2 separate regions of the Mus musculus genome follow, and region 2 is linked to region 1. The links are chromatin loops, found by intact Hi-C in ENCODE. Cell type or tissue: heart. All regions are shown on one strand. Each heading gives the region's core, and the rest is flanking DNA. Links, peaks and the distances in the headings are about the cores only. Region 1 overlaps Ptpa (protein phosphatase 2 protein activator). Region 2 holds the start of Gm31585 (a long non-coding RNA gene).

Region 1 (8,319 bases), core at 201-8,200:
TTAGGGTCCCCCTAGGATGTGCCTCAGTTACCCACTTGTCTCCCAAATAGCTAAACTCAAAGTAGTAACTATATATTTAATATTTAATGTCTGTGGTCTCTGACTAATCATGAGCTCTTTGAGGCAAGGACTCATTTGTTACTGGGATCCAGCATGGACAGTGTCTGCCCAAATAGTAGGTGCTCAATAAGCTGGGGTTTCTAATTGGTCAAACCCATAAAGTAAGGTGCAGGTGCCTGTGCAGGAAGTCGCCTCAGGCCCCTCAGGAAGAGTGCCAGTGCTTGTGCTTGTTGAAAGGCTCAGGTCTTCTGGACTGGGAGGAGGTCTCTACCTCAGTATGGGCCTTCCTGCTCAAGGGAGTTGGGTGCGGGGGGCCTTCTAGAAGATGTCAGCTTGGGCCATTTTCTTCCCCAGGGCATGAGGCTGCCTTTGCTGCTTTCCTCTGTTGTCTCTGCAAGATTGGTGTACTCCGGGTGGACGACCAGGTGGCTATTGTCTTCAAGGTGTTTGATAGGTGAGTCACCGTGGAGTGGAGGAGATGGCATGTGGTTCCTGGTGTTCATCACATACAGGCGCTGTTCTGAGGCTAATTTATACAACCTTATGCAGTAACACTGCCTGCCTCTTATAGAAGAGGAAACAGCCAGGCATCTGCTGACATCATAGTCCACCAAAGACTGTGGACCTCTCTGGGTGGCACAGGTGTACAGGGACCTGCTCTGAGCTGGGCAGCCCCTAGGGCACACTGCTGTCCTGGTGTTGGCACACCTCCAGTTCTGCAGGTGACCCATGTGCACAGCTTGTGATTTCTGACACCAGGGACCTCACCCGCTTTCCCGTGGCACCTGAAACTAGAGAGAGGGACCCCTGCCCAGGCTGTGACAGGCTGCCAGGGTTGATGACACTGAGCCTGGTCTCCATGTGCTGTTTTGTCCCTCTCCCTGACAGAAGACGTCTGAGGGGAGAGGAAAGCCTGTTGGCTCTTTCAGCCTCACATTCTCCGTACCCTTTGTGTGCTGAAGAAATGTCATTCTCACCTTTCTCTCTCCTTTCTCCCTGCCCCTTCAACACAGGTATCTTGAGGTTATGCGGAAGTTGCAGAAGACATACAGGATGGAGCCTGCAGGCAGCCAGGGCGTATGGGGTCTGGATGACTTCCAGTTCCTGCCCTTCATCTGGGGCAGCTCACAGCTCATAGGTACTAGTGAGTGGTCACATCTCCACCTCGTACCCAATGGGTGCAGCTGTGTTCCCCTCCTGCCCAGGACACACAATGACAGCTTGTTGAGCAGGACATTAGACCAGCTTAGCCCAGCTAGTGATGGAGGTTATGTACTGTGGACCTAATGCTGTGAGCCAGTGTGGCCAGCTAGAGGAGGTAAGGGTGGGATGCCACCAAGAGAGCAGGAAGTGGGGAAGCAGGAACCAGGGCCGCATGGCCTGCTGCAGGACAGACAGGTGAGTGCATGGCCTGCTGCAGGACAGACAGACAGGTGAGTGCATGGCCTGCTGCAGGACAGACAGACAGGTGAGTGCATGGCCTGCTGCAGGACAGACAGGTGAGTGCATGGCCTGCTGTAGGACAGACAGGTGAGTGCATCCGGCTCCTGCTCCTGGCAGCAGCTGTGGGCTTGACAATGAAAACTAGGGCCTCTTGTGATTTGTGATCATCAGTGTCATTCAGTTAGGATGGAACTCTGTGCAGGGTGTGTGTGTGTGTGTGTGTGTGTGTTTAGGCGAGTTGCTGCCAAGTGCTGAGTCCTGTGTGCTTCCCAGTCTGCTCTATCTGCTCCTTACAGAAGAGGATTATCCAGGCATGATCAGCATCTTGGGATCTGCCATTGGACAGGGTTGCTGGTCACTTTAGTTCCATGAAGAGTGAACTGCTGCTAACTAGTACTCACAGATACCTAATAAATAGCTGAGAACTTGCCATCCTAGCCACTTTAACCACAGTCTTCTCAGACACTGCAGAGGATACCTAGCACTGTGGTGTGTGCTTCCACACCATGATGCCTTTCTGACACAGCGAATGTGTGGTTAGCTCCACTAGAGGGACTTTTATTTTTCCTGGCTAGCCTGGAACTCACCTATCTCTGTATGTTGGCAGTAAAGGTATCTATCACCACACCCAGCTGAGGTAACTTTTAAGGTAGGTAATGGTGCTTAAACAGCAGAGGTTGGTGCTGCTGACAAACCAGGTGCAGAGCTGTTGTCATGGTTACAGGATGCTCAGGTGTGTTTGTCATCTCTGCTGATTGGTAGCACATCAGGTTTGTGTGCACCCTTATCACCACGGGTACATGCATGGTGACTAACTGTGTACAGTGAGCAAGCGCCTCGCTAGGTGACAAGGATTTCTCAGTCCCATTGTGATCTTTGTGCAGAGACTCTACCATAGCTCTGTGCTACCATGCCATCTCAATAGTTGTAAACTGTCTGAGGTAGGCACCTTGTGCTCAGGCTGGGTCAGGGCTGTTCTGAAGCCCAGGCCTCTACTTTTCCCAGACCACCCCCACCTGGAGCCCAGACATTTCGTGGATGAGAAGGCGGTGAGCGAGAACCACAAGGACTACATGTTTCTCCAGTGCATCCTGTTCATCACTGAGGTGAGAGCCATGCCAGCCTCTGTTAGGCAGCCTTGGCAACTGGGCCCTCTTGCCCAGCCGCCAGCCTTCTTCCAGAACCAGGAGGACTCTCATTGTTAGGTTTGAGTTGGAGCTTTACTCTGCTGCCCAAGCTGGCCTTAAATTCATGACAGTCTTCCTGCTTCCGCCTCCGACTGCTTGGGATTAGAAAATCAGCCACCATACTCAGCTCCCATGGGGTTCTTGGGCTGAGGGGTTAAATTGTAGTTGTTAGTTAGACTTGGTGACCCGCAGCAGGCCTAAGAGGGTGCCATGCAATGTGTTAGGGTGCAATCAAGTTAGAGGTTATGGACTCAGGTTGAAATCCCTAGAGGAGCTGCAGTGCTGGGAGTAGTTCTGTCTCTCTGTACCTCAGCAGTGTTCGAGAGGTGAAAACAAGCAGCCTGTGGTGGCAGTCACTGGGTCCAACATCACCTGTGGTGGCAGTCACTGGGCCCATACTACTCAGCACATTCCCTAACTGGAAGTACTTGTCTCACCGAGGCAGGATTCCCTACAGTATAGTGCTGGAACACTCCCCAAGGTAGCCCACGGACTCTGAAAACTCTTGGCTTTGGGCCCATGTCAGCTTTCCCTCTCAGAATCTTGTGGACAAGAGCCAGGAGCTCATCAAGGGACCCAGAGTCTCAGGGCCTTGATTCTGGGAGGTGTTAGAACTTGTCATTCTCTCTGCCTATACCTATCAAGTCTCACCCCAAGTTCACAGGGTCCTGGCTTCTCTTTCTGTGCCTCCTGCATGTTTGCCCTGTGGAATTACATGTGGTCTCCCGACTGGATGCTACTCTCTTGGCTCCCTGTTCTGAGCCTCTGAGCAGGGAAAAGCCTGGTTAGCAGCCTTGACTCTAGGTTCTTTCTGGTCAGCATTTGCCTCAGGGTTGTGCCAAGCTCCAGGGGCCAGAGGGGAATGACACATTTTTTTCCAAGTCAGCAAATGGAGCAGGGACTGACGGCTGGGCGGCCACTACTTGGTTCTTGGAGATAATGCTGCCTTCAGCAGTGTGGCAGGCTCAAGGTCAGAAGGACTGGGGGCAGCCTGGCTCACTGCCTTGAAAGATAGCTTTGCAGGACTTGAGCGTGCAGCGAGGGGCTAGGGAGGATCTAGGGTGAGAGCTAGGGCTGAATGGGAAGGAGCTTCAGATTCTGCAGAGCTTGCTGCTTGAGGCCAAAGCCTGAGCTGTTACTGCTTCCTCTGGCGGCTGGCCAAGCCCCTTGCGTCCCTGTCAATAATTCTAACAAGGAGGCTAGCGAGACTGGGCTTCAGGGACTGGAGATCGATGGATTCCATGCTAAGATTTAGTGTGTGTGTTTGTTTCGGCTGATATAAAACCCCAAAACCTTTTCCAAAGTTTGGAATGGAGGACCCCATAGACGGTAGTCCAAATAACCACAAGGAGGCGCTAAAGTGCACTGAACTCTGGTGGCTTCAGTAACAGAGGTAGGAAGTGGGAGGGGAGCTTTTTAGTGGTTGTGCACCTTCTCTGCTAGGCTTGGTTTTCTCTTGGTTCCAGGCTCTTGGGTCAGTCAAGCTCTGGTTGGTTGCTAGGCACTGTGGTGGCAAGGGCATGCTGCCTGCCTGGGTTGGGCAGTTGTAGCGCTCTGCTGCTGCTGCTGTTCACAGATAGACAGCTAAACAGACAGAGAAATGGATACAGATGTATAGATATTCCCCACCCCTACTTGATGAAGTTGGCAGTTTTTACTTATAACCCCCATCAGGAAGTGAGCAGTCTCACCCAGAGGGCACAGAAGCCTACAGGGTGTTCAGGGCTTTTGGTCAGGGAGACCTGCAGTCTTTACTGCTCAAACAAAACCCAAGGAAGTTGGGAAGGAAACCACTTCTCTTTGCTGGGTCTTGTGTCAGGACCGCTTTGCTAGTAGTACTGGATGTGACAGCGGAGGAAGCCCACCTTGCGGGGCTCCAACTGCTTCAGGAAATGTAGCCCTGGCGCCTTTAAGAGCCAAGGGCAGGCAGGAAAAGAATTTCAGTTTCAATCTGGCTTCTAAATTTGGAGTTTTGGGAAGGGAGGGATCAGATTTCAGCTGGAAGGGAAGGAGCTGACAGGAAGGCGCTGTGCTGAGCCTCCCCCACCCTGCCCATCCCCCCAGTTACTGACAGAGGAACCATTTACAAAAGGCCGATTCTCTGGGGAGTGGAGAGGCAGGAACGCAGCGTCTGTGAGTAATTTCCTGCTCAATATGGCTGCTCTGACTCACACGATTCCCCTGGGGTCACTGCGGGACTGCAGTTGCTTGCTTGTTCTCGCTCTTTCTCTTCTCCCTTTGTGGCTAGAATGAGCTGATTTTTTGGGGGCGTCTTCTCACCCCCAATTTCTTTTCTCCCTCATTTTTTTTCCTTTCTCTTGAGTCGCAGAACCTCCTTCTGAAGGACTTGGGACCTGAGGCCCTGAAGGCCTTGAGGGTGAAGTGGCCTCTCTAGGGACATAACTGAGCTACACAACTTGGGCCTGCCTCTAGCTCTGCAGCCTGCCAGACAGCCCGTTTTGAATGTCCCTTGTTAGTGAGCAAGGCTGGTCCCCCAGGCAGGGTCCTTGCTGAGCCAGCCTGGAGCACCTGCTGTGAGACAAAGCAGGTGGTCATTCACTCAGGGGTCTGTAGGGGACCCTGTTTCATAGTTCCAGCCTGCAAGTGTGCAGAATTGGGGCAAGGAAGTAGAGAGATTGACGGTGGAGTCTTTGCAGGAGTGTTGGGATACATCTCGGAAGCTGAGGGCACTGTAAACTTTGCCAGGCTCACAGAGCCTTTCAGAGTCTTTCTGTGTAGTATGGGGCTGTCCTCTGAGCCCTGTTCCCCAAAATAAATGCTGCCTGTAACCTGGGGAGGGAGTGAGGAGGGCGTGCCAGGCTGCATGGCTAGTAAATACAAATGGACTGGCCTTGCACTCTCACTGGCAGGATGCACTTGGGACATAGGCTTCCCTATTCCTGTGCCCCAGCCGAGGCTCTGATGCCCCGGGACTGCACTGGACTGCAGTAGTGCTCTGCCTTCCTGCAGTCAGAGTTTGAGCACTGATGGACTATCCATGTGCCTGCTCGTCTTGTTGCTGTGGCTTTTTCTGCCCTACTCTTGACCTTGTTAAACAAACTTCCCTCCTGTACTGATCTGGAGCCTCCCTCTATCTCTGTCTCTGTCTCAGAGGACCAGATCCATCAGGGCCTGTCCACAGCCCCTTTCCTGTCCTCCAGGCAGGTCTAGACCACGCACCTACAGTGTGTCTGCATAGGAACACATTCTACTTTCTTAGGGTAGGGATGGTCTCTTCCTGGGTTGCTAAATTTGATAGACATTGGGATGGAGCCTCTGTTTTGTCTGTGTGAAAGAGGTAAGCAGAGGCTGTAGATGAGAGAAGTTCTGTTTTTTCAACAGGCCTTGTAGGTCAAGGCTGTGGTGTGTGTGTGCGTGCATGTGCGTGTCTGTGTGTGTGCACGCCTGCATACTGCCTCTCTAGTTCCTGGACTTCTTTTCCAGATGAAGACTGGCCCCTTTGCGGAACACTCCAACCAGCTGTGGAACATCAGTGCTGTCCCCTCCTGGTCTAAAGTGAACCAGGGCCTCATTCGAATGTATAAGGCAGAGGTGAGTGGGGGCTGGCCATCCTGCCTGCCCCTGATGGCGCTTGGTCCTGAGGGTGAGCTCATGACTTCTGATTCTTCATCACATTGTTTGCTCGGGCTCTGAGGCCAGCTGTCTGAAACTTGGGGACCTCAGAACCTGATGGATGGGCAGAGGCCCAGCTGATTTCTTCATAGCTTAGGGATTAAAACAGCCTAAGCTGCTGGAGAGGTTAGGGGCTCTCTTTGTACCTGTCAAATGGCCTGAGGCCTCTCAATAGCTTTAGTGTTTCCCAAAGTGACTAGGACATCAAGCATGGGAAATGGAGTAGGTGGTCTTTTCTGCTTCCAGCTCACGACTCTGCTGCTGGGAAGGACCTTGGGCTGGGTCCCCCTGCTGTAAGGTGCCTGCTTTCCTAGGGCGTCCCGTACTCTCCACAGAAAGAGGGAGAACATCTTTCTACCTGGCCCCTCCAGTATCTGAAGCTACTTGACTGGCCTTTTTGTGCAGTGCCTCTTGGGCCATGAGACCCAAACATGTCTCCCCCCACCCCAGCCCACCCCACCTCCCACCCCAGCGCTGGTACTCACAACCTCAGTGTTGCCCTGGAGCAGCCCCTCTCTGATTCTTGACCATTATCCCATCTCTTATGAGAGCCCAGAGCTCACCCCATCTATCATCAGAGGAGGGACACCGAGGAAGGGTCAGCTGGCTTTGGTAGTAAAGATGCTTCCCACTGGCCTCGAAGGGGTTAATAGAACATGGTCTGCCAAGCTTGGGCTTGGGCCTGGCCAGCTTTTTCTGTTCTTTCCTGGATCCTCTTTCTCTAGACTTCACATCCTGTGTTTAGGCTTCAGCCCACATCCCTCTCTCATCTGGGGGGCCATTCCAGACCTCTTCCTGCTCTGCAGGCCAGCTCTAGTGCCCCGGCGTTCCCTTGGTCCTGTCTCCTCGGCCTTACTTCTGGTTTCTAGCAGGAAACACAGGGAAGACTGTCCTGCTGCTGGAATGTCAGCATGGAGGTATATGTCACCCCATGTCTCCAAACCTGGATTGATTCAGCCTTCTAAGAGGAAGGCCAGCTACCCTGCCCCCCACCCACCCCTGACCCTGTCCCCCTTTCAGAGGCAGAAGCTCTGCAGGCTGAGGGAGGAGCAGATAAGGTACAAGATGGTGGTGTTACAACACACAGGCCTTGGAAGCCACCACCTAAACCTTAAGTCCTAAATGCTAGGTGTCCCTGCAGTTATTGACTGACAGGATGTGTTGTGTGACTAAAGACTGGACAGGTGCATCTCACTGGGTGTATGCAGTAAGTGGGAGCTGACCCTCCCCTTGCCAGGATGGATTTGTAGGGTAATTCTGCAACTTGTTGACAGGCATGAGCATGAGGCTTTGTAGCACCTAGTTCTTTTTTGTTTTGTTTTTGGAGACAGGGTTTCTCTGTATAACCCTGGCTGTCCTGGAACTCACTTTGTAGACCAGGCTGTCCTCGAACTCAGAAATCTACCTGCTTCTGCCTCCGGAGTGCTGGGATTAAAGGCGTGCGCCACCACCTCTAGGTGGTATACCCAGTTCATACTGGTGCTCTTAAGCTCTAGTCCCTGGGAATAGGGCCCAGGAGAGGCCCAGTGCTCCATCCGCTGGGAAGACCCCTGAGCTGCCAATAGGGGTCTGCTCAGGCCTGGCATTAAGCAGCCTCAGGATATGCAATTAGCTGTCAAGTTCCCTGACCTGATTTTTTGAAGAGAAGTATCAGGGGCTTTCTGGGCCTTGTATGATGGGGCTATTTCTATAAGGAAGGCTATCACCGTATCTGGACTTATTTTCTCCAACTACCCAGCCTGGACTCTGCTGGGCCAGGAGGTGCCACGTTTCTAAAGCCCAGGTTCAGTTGCTGGGCAGAATTGCTGGGAGCAAAGCCCCCTTAGGTGCTTCAGCTGCCCTGGGGCCTTGGACTTCCTCCACCCCACACGCCCCCCCCAGCAGCTTCTTACCAACTTTGCTCCTGCTGGCCCTGTGGGCCCTTCCCCCACTTGCCTTTCTGGCTTTTCTTCTGGGAGAGCCTAAAGCAGGTTGACCTTTGACCCTTTCTGGAATT
Region 2 (8,319 bases), core at 102-8,101, 100 kb after region 1:
GGCGTGTAGGGGACTCCTACTCAGAAATTAATTATGTCTGAGCATACAGTTGGTACAGTTAAGGTCTCTGGGCTGTATTCTCCCATGCTTTCTGTGACCATGCGGTCGCTCATAGCGGTTGACAGCTGTGTGTGTGTGTGTGTGTGTGTGTGTGTGTGTGTGAATGAGAGAGAGAGAGAGAGAGAGAGCGCGCGCAGAGCGCACTAAGTTGAGCCTACTCTCAGGCCACCCCCAGCATGCTGTCCTGAGGTGGAATCTTTTTCTTCCTTTCAAGGCCACAGTGGACACTGAGCTGTCCCTGCATTGGCTAAAGTCTCTCAGTCTACGTTCAGTTCTTTGCCCCAGGTCACCTTCTGTCCCCACTCCGAATATCTAGGAGCCAGACTCAGCAGCCTGGGAAGGCAAACAATGGGACACTTGGAGGGCAGCTGGGGCCAGGGCTTCAGCAGTGGGTTGGGCTGGGGCCACCACAGAAGCTACTTGTGGCTGGTCCTGGCTGTGGCTAGAGCAAGGTCCTGCTCAGGTCAGCTCCTGAGGACCCCACCCTGTGCTGAGCAAAGTGTCATCAGGATGGCAGGTCTGAGGCCCAGGGAGGCAGGGAAGAAAAGAAATCCCAGCTTTTAGCTTCCATGCTTAGCCTGTGCCTTTCCCCAGGCCTTTGTTTTTGTTGTTTTGTTTTGTCTGTTTGTTCTTCTTGTTGTTGTTTTAGATGGTTTCTTTGTGTGTCCCTGGCTGGCTTGGACCAGGTTAGCCTTGAACTCACAGAGATCCACCTCTGTCTTCCAAATGTTAAGATTAAAACTGTGTGCCAACCACCCAGTTCTGAAGTCCCCATGTTAGCTGTGAGCCCTGGGGACCATGTGCCTACTCATCTCTACAATGGGGTCTGAGGGAGAGAAAGCTCTCAGCACTAGATACATATATGGTGCCTGCTGCCTTCTCTTTCTGTTTGGCTGAAGGCTGCCTCTCTCTCTCTCTCTCTCTCTCTCTCTCTCTCTCTCTCTCTCACACACACACACACACACACACACACACACACACACACACACATCCATCATTGCAGGCTGCAGGGCCTGGAAGGCTGTCTGTGGTATATGCAGGTCTCACTACTGTCTGGGAAAGGAAACAGAGCCCAGGAAGCCCCTTGCTTTGGGCAACAGCCTCCAGATTCCAGCTCACAATCCCCTCCCTGGTCCCCCAGGAGGGCTCTCTGTCTGGCTCTGGACCCCAGCCTTCACACCATTCACACCAGGGCTCTGCAGCAGCCCTGACACTGGGGCTGGTAGTAGGAGGGGTCTCAGCCTCTCCCAGGACTTCTGCATCTGCCTGCCTTTGCCTGGATCAGGGAGATGGGCTCCTGACTAAGTGGGCCTCTGCCCACTGTCTGCAGGGAAGCAGAGACCTGGTTCAACTGAAAATCTGCAATGGCAGGGGTCTGAGAGAGGGAGAGAAGGGAGTCTAGCTACCTGATTCTCCTGGAAGCTAAGGGACCAGGTCTCCCCCTTCCTGTCCCCTGGATGTCCTTGAAGCTATTTTTATGTGTTGCTGGAAACCAGAATTACAGCCAGAGCTGAGGTGCTGGGAGGTTTCCCTGGCGCTCTGGGTCTTGCCTCAGGGAGCAAAGGCCTTTACGGGAAGATTGGTGGAGGTGGGCCAGGAATCCACCATGCAGGTGGGGAGCATGGGTCCCTGGTTAGTGGAGGTCATTATTAGCAGGCCCCTGATTGGCACACGGGTGAGAACAGTGACTCGGGGAGGCTGTGGTGCCTGTGACATTCAGTCAATCAATCACCTTTGGCCTCTTTTTTTTTTTTTTTTTTTTTGTCTTTAGACAGTATGTAGCTCTGGGAACTCTATGCAGAGAAGGCTGGTCACAAATTTATAGAGATCAGCTTGTCTCCTGCTTCTAGAGTGCTTGGATTAAAGGCATACATTGCCACACCAGGCATGGCCTCCTTTTAAAAATTACACTTATTTATCTATTTTGTGTGTGCGGTGACTTGTCAGTGACACTAGTGAAGGTCAGATGACAGCTCGAAAGAACAGGTTCTCCTCCTGCACCGTGGCTCCTAAGGATCAAATTCAGATAAGCTTGGAGGCAAGCATCTTTACCCACTGAGCCATCCTAGCCTGCTTGGGCATTTAAGAAGGAGCCCTCCCAGGGATCAGGAACAGGGGCTGGAGTAGGGAGAATATTGCCCAGAAGCGGGGCTTGCTGGTCTCTGCCAGGTCTGGGTGCAGGGTGAGGGTCACCCTCAAAACAGAGCCCTGTGTTGTGCTCTAGCCACCCTCACATTCATGTGCTGTCTCACAATCCTCCCATGGTTCCCTACTGCTCAGCGGAGACATACATGCCCATTTCCTCTAGAGCACGTGTCTGAGGAGTTTGACCTTGCTTGAGTGCTCCCCTCCTGGCCTATGAATTCTCATTCTGGCCAGCACCTTCCGAGGAGCACCTTTTGAGAATGAATCCAGAGGGAGGACCAGAGGCAGGGAGATGTGTGGTCCAGGGCAGAAGCTCTGGACTGAAGGTGACTGCCCAGGGTGTATAACTCAAACTCCCTTAACACTGTTTGAAGACACAAAGACAAAATGGTGGAGATTCCTATGGAGAGCTCTTGGTTGCTGCCCTGAACTTTAAAGAGATCAGGCAGCAACAGCTTTGTCAATGGCAGGAATTATTGGTTACAGTTTATGGTCACCGGGGCTCTTGATTTGAGGTCTCCAGTTCTTCCGTTTACATTTCCCTCTCCAGATGTGCTTCCAGGGGCCAGTTCCCCAGTTCCCTGTCTCCATGGCCGTCCCCAAGGACATATTCTGGGCTCCCAGCTCCTCATCTTTGTCACCTGCTCATGCTTGGTGTGTGTGTGTGTGTGTGTGTGTGTGTGTGTGTGTGTGTGTGTGGTATGTGTGTGGTATGCATGTTTGGTGTCTGTGGTGTGTCTGTGGTATGTATATGTGGTATGTGCAATATGTGTGTGTGTGGTGTGTGTGTAAGTGTATGTGTGGTATGTGTGGTATGCCTGTGTGGTGTCTATGTGTTTTGTGGTGTATGTGTGTGGATATATGGTGTATATGGTGTTTGAAATGTGTGTGGTGTATGTGTAGTATGTTTGTAATATATTTTTGTGGTGTGTGTGTATATATGTGTGTATATATATATATATATATATATATATATATACGTATATATATATATATATGGTATAGAAAGATGTGTGTGGTGTGTGCTTGTGTTATGTATGTATGGTATGTGAGTGTGTGATGTGTTTGGGTATGATGTGTGTATGTGGTGTATGTTTTGCGTGTGGGTGTGTGTCTCTGTCTATCTGTCTGTCTGTCCACGTGGATTCAAGGACACACTTGGTTGTTCCTCAGGAACTTTCTGCTTTGGTTTTGAGGCAGGGTCTCTCACTGGCCTGGGCATGCAGATTCATCCATGCAGGATGGCTAGTGAGCTCCACGGCTCTGGCCTCTGTCTTCTCAGGGCTGGCGTTACAAGCCTGCATCACTGTGCCTGGCTTTCCAACGCACGGGTTCTGGAGATTAAATTCATGTCCTCCGGCTTGCAAGGCAAGCATTTTACTGACTGAGCCAGCTCCCGACCCCTGAAACTCATTTCTGACTCCAGGGCGATCTGTGTCTCTCCAAGGGAAAAGGTGGAAGATGGTAAGGTCAGTTACCTGCCCCAGCCAGGGGAGGACAGGGAAACGGTGTGGGTGCGTGCGCACACACCCACATTTCAGTCTTGCTCTCCGAAGGCTGATCTGGGGGCCATTTTCTAGAATCCAGATTGTTGACTGTTGCCTGCTGATTCATGCCCTGGCTGGCCTCAGGGCTTCTTTCCCCATCATGCACAGTGCCTGAGCTTCTGAATCCAGGCTCCAAGGTGCTTAGGCACAGTGCTTTCCCCACAGAAGTCTCTAGCTCTGTTAGAAGGTGCATCAGCAATGTCACTTCCCAGGAGAGTCCCCCACCCCCACCCCAGCCTCCTCCTTACTTGCTGGGTGTTATGGCTTCTGTTCTTCCCTTCTCGGGTATTCATGGGTACTTGAGGTATGGATTTGTTTGCCTGTTTATTTCTTTAATGTCTGTTTCCCTGACCAGATAGTGGCTTCTTGCAGATAGCAATGCCATGGCTCACCTCTGCAACCCAGTTCTTAGCAGAGCTGCCAGCATCCAGCTGACCTGCATAAAACCTTACAGGATGAATGAGTGAATAGACTCCTCCATGGAAGAAGTGATTCAGGCTAACAGAAGCTCCCACCTAGAGGATGTTTGTCCCTGGCCCTGTGCTGGACTTGGCAATCTAGCTTCCCAGACTCCAAGTCCCTCCTGAACAGTCTGTCTTCTGCTTTTGCTGCCACTGAACATTCTTGGACTTCCGTAGAAGAACCCGTATCACCTTGTTTCAGATTCTCAGTTACATTTTTGATCCAGCGGCAAAAATGCTATCATGGTCCCTGGCTGATGGGCAGCGATTCCCACAGGCATCCTGGCTCCCAGATCTGGGCACTGGGACTTCCACCCCCTGCACTGAGAGGTGCTCAGCTATACATCTGCCTGCCTATTGCAATGGGGACAGATTGTATTGGCTGACAGGTTCCAGTCTCCTCTTCCCACTTCGTTGATAGACACACTGAATCCAGCTTCGACAGGGTCCCAGGGTCACCTCACTCCTTATAAGATGGGTTTCCTGCCTCAGAAAGAGCACCTATTTCCTGGAGGGTGGCTGGGAACCTTGGCTATAATTGAGTCAGTCGTGGGTGCCTCACACCAACCCTGTTTACAGATAGCCAAGCTGAAGAACTGGAGGGTCTGTCTGATCACGTGCCCATGGCTCAGGGTAGCTGGTGGCACGGAGCCTGCATCTGTAGAATTCTTGAATCTTAACCTTAGTTTATAAGCAAAGCAATACCCGGTACCAAGAAGGATGTCATCAAAACCACGTGGTGCAGGACTCGGCCTGGTGGGCGTCCTCCGCACTGCGGACTGCCACAGGTCTGATCCTCTTTTGAATGACACACAAACCACACCCAAATCTCCTGCTTATTAGTCCTCCTGGCCACGCCTAAGTCCAACCCCCGCGCTGTAGGTTCCGCCCCCCGCGGGCAGCGCTGGCCTCCCATTGGCCTCCGTTTCCATGGTTACACGAGACCTGCGGCGCTGCTGGCTTCCCGACACGTGTCCCACGGAGCCGCCCGGAATTTGACAGGGGACCATGTGCGCGGCAGCGCGGGAGCCAGACAAAGACGGGGAGGCGGTGGGGGACGAAGCCCGGTGGAGAGACGAAGCCAGGCGGAGAGGCTGGGAGCCGCGCCTCCCGCCTGCTGGACACCTCGCTTTCCTCATTATTGCTTGAAGAGTGGATTAAACAAACAAACAAACAAACAAAAATTAATGGGAGAGAGGTGGGAAAGGATCAGAACCAGCCCCACCTACTGTCTCTTCTACAGGAAAAACCCACAGGCGAACATCTTTTATGACTGTGAACGCGCAGGCTCCCTGCTTACACCTCCTGGCCCTGGGCATCTCAGCCCACCTTAACTTCAACCAGTGAGGTTCAAATTCAGTTGATTTTGCCTGGCTAGTTCTAGTAAGGAAAGCTTTTCTGGCGTGGTTGTTTCGATGCTTGAAATAAATGAGATCCAAGCAATTGTGGGGAACCTCTCTGGCCCAAGCATCCTCTGCCTCTCTTACTGCCTTCAGGCAACCTCTCCCATGAGGCCCTCCTGGGCTCTGGCCCCAGCGCTGTGGGGCACGGACTTTGTCCTCTCGCACCCCCATTTCTCCTCTTGCAGCCCTTTGTGATGGCTACCATAACAAATCACTCCAGATTTAGTGTCATAAAACAACAGCGGAGTTCTACAGGTCAGAGGTCAAATCTGGATGAATTCAAGGTGTGCAGCAACATTGGGTTCCTTCTGCAGATTCTCGTGTGTGTGTGTGTGTGTGTGTGTGTGTGTGTGTGTGTGTGTGTGTGTGTGTTTGCACTGGGTTCCTTCTGCAATCTCTATGTCTCTGTCTCTGCTTCTCTCTCTTGTGTGTATGTGTTTGTGTGTGTATGTGTGTGTGTTAGCACTGGGTTCCTTCTGTAGTCTCTATTTCTGTCTCTGCTTCTCTCTCTCTCTCTCTCTCTCTCACACACACATACACACACGAGAAAGAGAGAGAGAGAGAGAGAGAGAGAGAGAGAGAGGACTGGGTTCCTTTTGCAGGCTCTCTCTTGTGCATGCATGTGTGTGTGTGTGTGTGTGTTAGCACTGTGTTCTTTCTGCAGTCACTCTGTCTGTTTCTCCCTCTCTCTCGTGTGTGTCTGTGTGTGTGTGTTAGCAGTGGGTTCTTTCTGCAGTCTCTGTTTCTGTCTCTTCCACCCCCCCACCTATCTCCCCCCCCCTCTCTCTCTCTCTTTCTCTCGTGTGTGTGTCTGTGTGTGTCTCTGTGTGTGTATGTGTGTGTGTGTTAGCAGTGGGTTCTTTCTGCAGTCTCTTTCTGTTTCTGTCCCCCCCCCTTGTATGTGTGTGTTAGCAGTGGGTTCTTTCTGCAGTCTCTTTCTATTTCTGTTCCCCCCCCCCCGTGTGTGTGTGTGTGTGTGTGTGTGTGTGTGTGTGTGTGTGTGTGTAAGGGTCAGCCTCCTTACCTTTCTCCAAGCAGAGAGCCCACCCCCTGACTACCTTCCTGATCTTTGGCCCTGCTTGCTCTTCAGTTACCTGCTTTCCCATCTCAGAGTCCCTCAGTCACTCGGATGAACTAGAAGAAACCCCCGGCTCAAAGGCTGGTGAGCTGCCTCTGTTCCTCTCTGCTGTGAAACAAGCCATCTGTGTGCCCCAGGGGTTACGCTTGGGACATTGTTCTGCTAACCAGTTCACCTCTCCAGCTCCCCCCACCCACTTAGAAGCCTCTTTCTCTTCCAAGTCTTTCTCCCACGATGCCTGCCTGAGGTGGTGCCTGCACACTTCAGGTCTCCTCTGACCATAGGCCAGCACTCTAAAGTATTCCTGCAGCCTCTTCTACCTACAAGGAAAGCCAAAATGGCGCTGGGCCACACACAAACCCTGATCTGCCCACCCGCTGGTCTCCCCCAGACCCTTCCCTCTCCTACCCTTTCCCTTTGCGTCCTGTTTCCTGTATATTCCACGGTGTTTGTCACCTCCTGGCCTTTGCCCGGTGGTTCCACTCTGGATCTTTCTGTCTGTCCGCCTTCATTCATGTCCCCAGGAAGCTTGACTGACCCTTCCCAAGCACCTGAATGTACTTATTGTTTATTAGTCTGGCAGAGCACAGAGGCCTTGCCTGTCCCCTCTTGTCCCTCACAGTCTTGTGTCTTGTTTGGCCACAGAGCTAGCCATGAGCTGGTCCCAGAGTCATGGTGAACCCTGTGAATTTCTACTGAAGCTCAAGGACTTGGTCTAGGGATGCTGACGAGACCCACGGCCAGGACACACAAGATGCCAGAATGACAGCCGTGACGTGACATCGCTAGCAGCCGCTGACACCGGAAGCTGTTGACACGGGATGCCGCTGGCACCGGAAGCTGCTTGGTAGCATCTCCAAGCTTGCTTTACATAAGCTCTCAGAATGGCTGGGGAATCCAGCTCTCACCTGCTCCCCACTTTATGGATGAGAACCTTGGACTCTTCAAGTTGACCATACCTGCCTTTTGACTAGAGTGGAGGCCAGGGAAGTTTCTCATGCTTCCTGCTTGGAGGGGGCGGGGGCGGGCGGGGGTGGGGGCGGGGGCGGGTGGGGGCAAGCCCCAGCTGTTGTTGAGGTGAGGCATGGTGACTCTTCCTGGAGGAGGCTGAGGCTGGTCAGGACTTGGGTGGGGCTGAGCAGGCTGCTGGGAAGCCGCTTCCTTCCGGACCCTTCCTGTTTCCTTTTCCTCACTGCTCAGCCAAGCGATTGTCTTGCTCAGCCCTCCCCGGGCCTGCCTGGGCAGGATGTGGAGGCAGGAGGTTCTGTTTTCAAAAAGTCAAGTGTGGATTAAACACCTTGAACTGCAGACTCAATGTGGCTCAAAGAGTAACTTTTGTGTTATGTGTATTTTACCAAAATAAAAAGAACTGAAGGGCTGACTAGATGGCTCAGTGGATAAAAGTGCTTGCTGCCAAGCCTGGGACCTGAATTCCGGCCCTGGAACACACATGGTGGAAGGAGAGAAACCATTCCTGCTTGTTGTCCTCTGGCCTCTCCACAGGGACTGTGGTATGACGTGTGCTCTCCTCTCCAGATACATTTTAATGATTGTAATTTTTTTTTTTCTTTTGGGACAGAGTTTCACTGTGTAGCCCTGGCTGTCCTGGAACTCACTCTGTAGAC

Evidence for each region. A loop is a pair of places that touch in the nucleus more often than their neighbours do. Peaks named below come from ENCODE experiments on the same cell type or tissue, not always from the same donor. Only the 100,000 strongest peaks of a DNase experiment are listed, where the experiment ranks them.
Region 2: a loop joins it to region 1, with 5 times the contacts of the local background. A loop is called at or near these places in 4 of 42 quality-filtered maps.

Annotation. Positions count from the first base shown.
Region 1 is chr2:30,437,156-30,445,474 of GRCm38, forward strand. It overlaps Ptpa (protein phosphatase 2 protein activator), which reads left to right. Exons shown (of 10, transcript NM_138748.5): 6 at 415-514; 7 at 1,074-1,198; 8 at 2,509-2,609; 9 at 6,135-6,242. Among named protein-coding and RNA genes, the nearest start is that of Ptpa, 25 kb to the left of the region's middle. In heart, for the core only: a CTCF peak has its summit at 4,019 (motif pointing right); DNase peaks (open chromatin) are centred at 3,716, 4,136, 4,806, 5,496 and 5 weaker places; H3K4me3 peaks cover 4,676 bases; H3K27ac peaks cover 5,713 bases.
Region 2 is chr2:30,540,139-30,548,457 of GRCm38, forward strand. It overlaps Gm31585 (a long non-coding RNA gene), which reads left to right and starts at 4,353. Exons shown (of 3, transcript XR_374225.3): 1 at 4,353-5,900; 2 at 6,707-6,778; 3 at 7,340-7,706. In heart, for the core only: a CTCF peak has its summit at 4,971; DNase peaks (open chromatin) are centred at 1,621, 5,113, 6,912, 7,863 and 1 weaker place; H3K4me3 peaks cover 1,029 bases; H3K27ac peaks cover 5,916 bases.